2 separate regions of the Homo sapiens genome follow, and region 1 is linked to region 2. A link is a contact called in ENCODE Hi-C or POLR2A ChIA-PET data. All regions are on one chromosome and are shown on one strand. The core of a region is the stretch at or near the end of the contact, and the rest is flanking DNA. Distances in the headings are between cores, read along the strand shown. Region 1 has its middle 32 kb from the start of ALOX5AP. Region 2 has its middle 17 kb from the start of TRN-GTT2-4.

What was found. A loop is a pair of places that touch in the nucleus more often than their neighbours do. ChIA-PET counts read pairs that join two places held with the same protein, here RNA polymerase II (POLR2A). Pooled maps may share reads with other maps.
Region 1: a pooled map shows a loop between it and region 2 (1.8-fold over the local background). The contact joins two enhancer-like sites. A Hi-C loop is called at or near these places in 1 of 168 maps with a recorded cell type or tissue (CD4-positive, alpha-beta T cell) and 1 of 50 pooled maps. POLR2A ChIA-PET finds 5 or more read pairs at or near these places in 4 of 52 experiments (A549, OCI-LY7, activated CD4-positive, alpha-beta T cell and 1 more).

What each region holds. Positions count from the first base shown.
Region 1 is chr13:30,765,973-30,768,672 of GRCh38, forward strand. No RefSeq gene overlaps it. Among named protein-coding and RNA genes, the nearest start is that of ALOX5AP, 32 kb to the left of the region's middle. Within about 2 kb of position 1,344, at least 2 of the 41 ENCODE cell types and tissues checked have a DNase peak (open chromatin) inside an H3K27ac peak, as active enhancers do.
Region 2 is chr13:30,689,331-30,692,030 of GRCh38, forward strand. No RefSeq gene overlaps it. Among named protein-coding and RNA genes, the nearest start is that of TRN-GTT2-4, 17 kb to the left of the region's middle. RefSeq lists an enhancer at 1,077-1,166. Within about 2 kb of position 1,366, at least 25 of the 41 ENCODE cell types and tissues checked have a DNase peak (open chromatin) inside an H3K27ac peak, as active enhancers do.

The DNA of each region.
Region 1 (2,700 bases), core at 94-2,593, 77 kb after region 2:
TCCTTTCGGTTTTTTAAAAATTATTTTTATTGATACACATATTTGTAGGTATTTGTGGGGTGCATGTGATACTTTATTATGTGTGTGGATTGTGTAATGATGAAGTCAGGGCATTTAGGGTCTTCATCACCTTGATTATCATTTCTATGTGTTGAGAACATTTCAAGTTCTCAGTTCCAGCTATTTTGAAATAGACAGTCCATTTTGTTAGCTACAGTCACCCAACCCGGCTGTCAGACATTGGAACTTACTCCTATTGAACTGTGTATTTGTACCCATTCACCAAACTCTCTTTGGGCTTTCAGTTTTACAACTGGGATGATCCTGGGAAAACTAAAGTAAATCAGACACCCGACGTGTGAGCTAGGTTATAATATGCCCAGTGGACCCTGGGGACATCTTAGCTTTCAGAGGTCATGCTGTCCAAGCTGACTGTGGGGCTTCCAGAAGGTGGGGAGAGGAAATGATGCAATGGCCCATCAGAGGCACTACTTGGGGCCTGGGGCCAGAGTGCATGTCTAAGGCATTAAGGGGAGGGGAGAGCAGCCTTCATAATTATGAAGAGGAGTCTCAGGTGCACAGCTTCTGATGAGGGACAGCTTCTAATTGAAGACAGCATTGTGTAATGCTCAAACTCCCTGTCTTCAGAGTGCCTGCTGTATCCCACCATCAGTTCTGTGACTTCTCCCTAAGCCTCAATTTTGCATGTGTTACATTGGGATAATAATAGTGCCAAACTCATGGGGTTGTGAGGAATAATGAGGTAAAGCAATTGAAAAGGTTTAGCACAATATAAGTGCTCAATAAAAGCCATTATTATTATTTTATTACACTAGTTTTCAATTCCTGCATAGCAAATTCTTGCAAATGTAGGGACTCAAAACAATATAAATTTATTATCTGACAGTTTTTCTGGGTCAGAGGTCTTACTAGGCTGTAATCAGAGGGCAACCAAAGCTGTGATCTCAGCTGAAGCTCAGGATTCTCTTCCAAGCTCACTGGTTGTTGGCAGAATTCAGTTCTTTCCAGTTGGAAGACTAAAGCCTACAGTCTTCAGTCTCTAGAAGCCTTTTCTCTGGCACAGGTTTCTCTACAACATGGCCATTTATGTCTTTAAGGCCAATAGGAGAACATGATTAGCATATTTTTTTTAAGTGAACTTTAGACCCTTTTTTAAAGGCCTATCTGATTAGGCCAGGCCCAAGTGAGCTTTAAGTCAACTGATTAGAGATCTTAATTACATCTGCAAAGTCCCTTCATGTTTACCGTATAACATAACTTAGTGAAAGGAGTGAAATTGCAACCAGGTTCTGCCTGCACTCCACGGAAGGGGATTCTGCAGAAGTGTGGGTCACGGGGGGGTTATTTTGGGATTCTGCCTACGTCACTGAGTCAAAAGAAGCTGAATGGTTGTGATGCTGAGGTTTTTGGGCAGCAGCAGTGTGTGTGTGTGAGTGAATTCATACGTATGACCACCTGGGAAGAAAGGAGGCTGTGGTTTCCTCCACCTCCTGGCAGACAGAGAAATTTCTTTTTTTTTTTGAGACAGGGTCTGGCTCTGTTACCCAGGCTGGAGTGCAGTGGCTTGATCTCTGCTCACTGGCTCACTGCAGCCTCTGCCTCCCAGGTTCAAGTAATTCTTGTGCCTCAACTCCAAGTAGCTGGGATTACAGACACACACTGCCACGCCTGGCTAATTTTTGTATTTTTAGTAGAGACGAGGTTTTGCCATGTTGGCCAGGCTGGTCTTGAACTCCTGACCTCAAGTGATCCGCCCACCTCAGCCTCCCAAAGTGCTGGGATTACAGACGTGAGCCACCATTAACCATTTTTCTATCTCCTGTGGGAAAGGGCACAGTGAAAGAACAGATGAAGCTGAGACATACAAGTGAACTCCTCCCTCCTCTCCATTTAGACTAAAATAGGATTATTCATACTGAGATTCTCCCTGGTTGCAAAGAGATAATCTGTGCAACTGGGTTTTTACAATTATCCCTACCCTATGCTTTCCTCATCTGTCTTCCTCGTAGTCAGCTCAGGCTGCTATAACAAAACACCATAACTGGGGGCTTTTGAACAACAAAACTTTACTTCTCACAGTTCTAGAGGCTGGAAATCCAAGATCAAGTTTCTGGCAGATTCGGTGTCTAATGAGGTCCTGCTTTCCAGTTTATAGACAGTGCCTTATCGCTACCGCCTTACACAGTGGAAGGAGAGGACGAGAAGCTCCTTGGGCTTTTTTTTGTTTCTTTCTTTCTCTCTCTCTCTCTTTTTTTTTTTTTTAATAAGGTCACTATCTTAGTCCATTTTGTGTTGCTAAAAGGAACATCTGAGGTTGAGTAATTTATTTTATTTTAAAAAGTGGCCAGGCATGGAGGCTTATCCTGTAACCCTAATCCTTTAGGAGGCCAAAACAGCAGGATTGTTTGAGGCCAGGAGTTCAAGACCAGCCTAGGCAAGATAGTGAGACCCCATCTACCCCATCTCTACTAAAATTTTAAAAAATTAGCTGTGTGTTGTAAAGTGTGCTTGTAGTCCCGGCCACTTGAGAGGCTGAGGTGGGTGGAGTTCAAGGCTGCAGTGAGTTATGATTGAGCCACTGCACTCCAACCCGGGTAACGGGGCAAGACCTTGTCTCTATTTAAAAAAAAAAAATCTTTATGTGGCTCACTATTCTGGGTGGCTGGAAAGTTCAAGATT
Region 2 (2,700 bases), core at 116-2,615:
CCATTTCTTGAGCTACAGATATTTTGAGTTTGGTTACCACAGTATTATCTAGTGGAAGTTGACTTATACAGTATGTAATAGGATAAATATAGGTGTGTAACAGAATATTAAGTGTTCGTGTTTCAAAGCTGAGGGGAAAATGTTAAAAGTGTTCACACACTCTAAAAAGAGATTAGCTAAAACTGCTTCATTAACCACACTTTGGGGAAACCAGTTCTGAGATTCTTCTCCATTACTCTGACAGGTTGGACCCTCTGGGGAGCAGATCTCAAGATCAAGTTATGAGTGCAAGAGGTGTGTTGGGAAGCGATGGTTGTAAAAGAATCCTGCAGTAGCACCAGGCACAAGTCTGTCCAGGGAGAGGAGGACTTCTACTCTCTACCAGCATCTCTCCTAAGTCCCCTTAGGGGACGGGGGCAAGGAAGTGCTGGGAAGGGCAGGGCATGGTTCCTGGCTAGGACTCCACCCCCCTGGGGCCTGTACCCACGGACCTAGGTGAAGACAGGCACTCCTGCCTTCTCGCCCAACGGTTGCGTTTCCCAAGATCATCCTGGCCTGCCACGCCCCCATCTACCTATTAAACTCCCCCACCTTCCCCAAACCCTAGCAGGCAGACACACATCGGTGGAAGAAGACAGGAGCGGCTGGACATTGAAAGGACGTCGAGAGGAGCACACCTGCACACCATCGACCAGCGGAACGAGGCAGAGTGTGGCTGGAGCAGTCGGAGGGAAGCCTGGGCCGCTGACTCCAGGGGAAAACCATCTCCTTTCTGGCTCCCCCCTCTGCTGGGAGATACTTTCACTGAATAAAACCTTGCACTCATTCTCCAAGCCCACCTGTGATCCGATTCTTCCTGTACACCAAGGCAAGAACCTGGGATACAGAAAGCCCTCTGTCCTTGTGATAAGGTAGAGGGTCTAACTGAGCTGGTTAACACAAGCTGCCTATAGACAGCGAAACTGAAAGAGCACACAATAGCACACACTCATTGGGGCTTCAGGAGCTGTAAATATCCACCCCTAGACGCTGCCATGGGGCGGGAGCCCCACAGCCTGCCCGTCTAGAGGTTTGAGCAGCGGGACACTGAAGAAGAGAGCCACACCCTCATCGCACGTCCTGCGAGGGAGACAAGGGAACTTTTCCGGTTTCACTTCTGCTTGGCTTGAGCTGGCACTGAAGCACCCTTTTCCCTCCTCACTGAGGGAGCAGAGGGGAAAAGCGGTAGAACTAACAGGCTAACAATGCTCCTCCGAAAATATATCGTATTTTTGGATCCCTAGAGATAGGTGATCACGGCAGCCGCGGAGTGCATTTGGGTCTCCTTTCAAGAAAGAACTTGCTGCTCAGCGTTGAAGAATGCAGTTGGCCAACAGCCTCCAGCTGCTCTGTCTTCAGCATCTGCCATGGCATCTGAGCTGAGGTCATGTTCTTCCTGGGAGGTCCCCAGCAGAAGGATCACGTGGAAGCTCCACAAGCTCCACAGATGTTCCAGGAGAGGAATAGGCAGCATTTGGAAGACATATCCTGCCATAACAGAGGGCATTTGCTAGTAGAGACAACAAACAGCAACAGCCAAGTAAACAAACACACAAGCACAAAGCACTTTCTCCCATTTCCCCTCATTGATCCTGTCCGGGTAGAAGCTGGGGAGGAAGTAGAATAGGGTGAGGCGGGGTGGGGCTGGGGGGCCTACACCTTCTTCCTTCCCCCGCAGGTCCTGTCCCTGGGCCAGGCTTGAACTAGGGGAATGGGAAAAGCTGTGAAGTGAATGAGAATTAGGAGTTTTTATTTAGACTGGACTTGAATTTTTTTTTTTTTTTTTTTTTTTTTGAGACAGAGCCTCGCTCTGTCACCCAGGCTGGAGTCCCGTGGCGCCATCTTGGCTCACTACAGCCTCTGCCTCCCGGGTTCAAGCGATCCTCCCACCACAGTCTCCTGAGTAGCCGGGATTACAGGTGCCTGCCACCATGCCCAGCTATTTTTTTTTTTTTTTGTATTTTTAGTAGAGACAGGGCGTCACCGTGTTGGCCAGGCTGGTCTCGAACTCCTGGCCTCAAGTGATCTGTCCGCCTCGGCCTCCCCAAGTGCTAGGATTATAGGAGTGAGCCACCACGCCTGGCCTGGACTTGAATTTTTAATTCCTAAAAATGAACTACCAGTTAAAATTTAAAAATGACCAAAAAAGCTATGGGATATGCTGATGTTTTGCTTTGGGGATAAGGAAAAGATATCTGGTTGAGCGGCATTGAAAACAGTGTAGGGAGAGAAAAACTCATTCCTGGCTCACCCTTTTGAGTCCCACTATCTCAATAATCTGATGTTATATGACACACACACACACACACGGAGGAATCCTGGAAGACTCCATATCAAGGTGGTGATGAAGGTGACCAGTGGGTGATAGGATTATAGGTGTGTGTTTATTTATTTATTTTAATTACCTTTTTTTAGAGACAGGGTCTCTGTCATCCAGGCTGCAGTGCAGTGGTGTGATCATGGCTCACTGCAGTCTTGCACTCCAGGGCTCAATCCTCCTGCCTCAGTCTCCTGAGTAGCTGGAGCTGCAGTCATGCACCAACGTGCCCAACTAATTTACTTTATTTTATTTTTTATTTTTTGTTAAGATGGAATCTCACTTTATTGCCTAGGCTGGTCTTAAACTCCTGGTTTCAAGCATTCCTCCTACCTCAGCCTCTC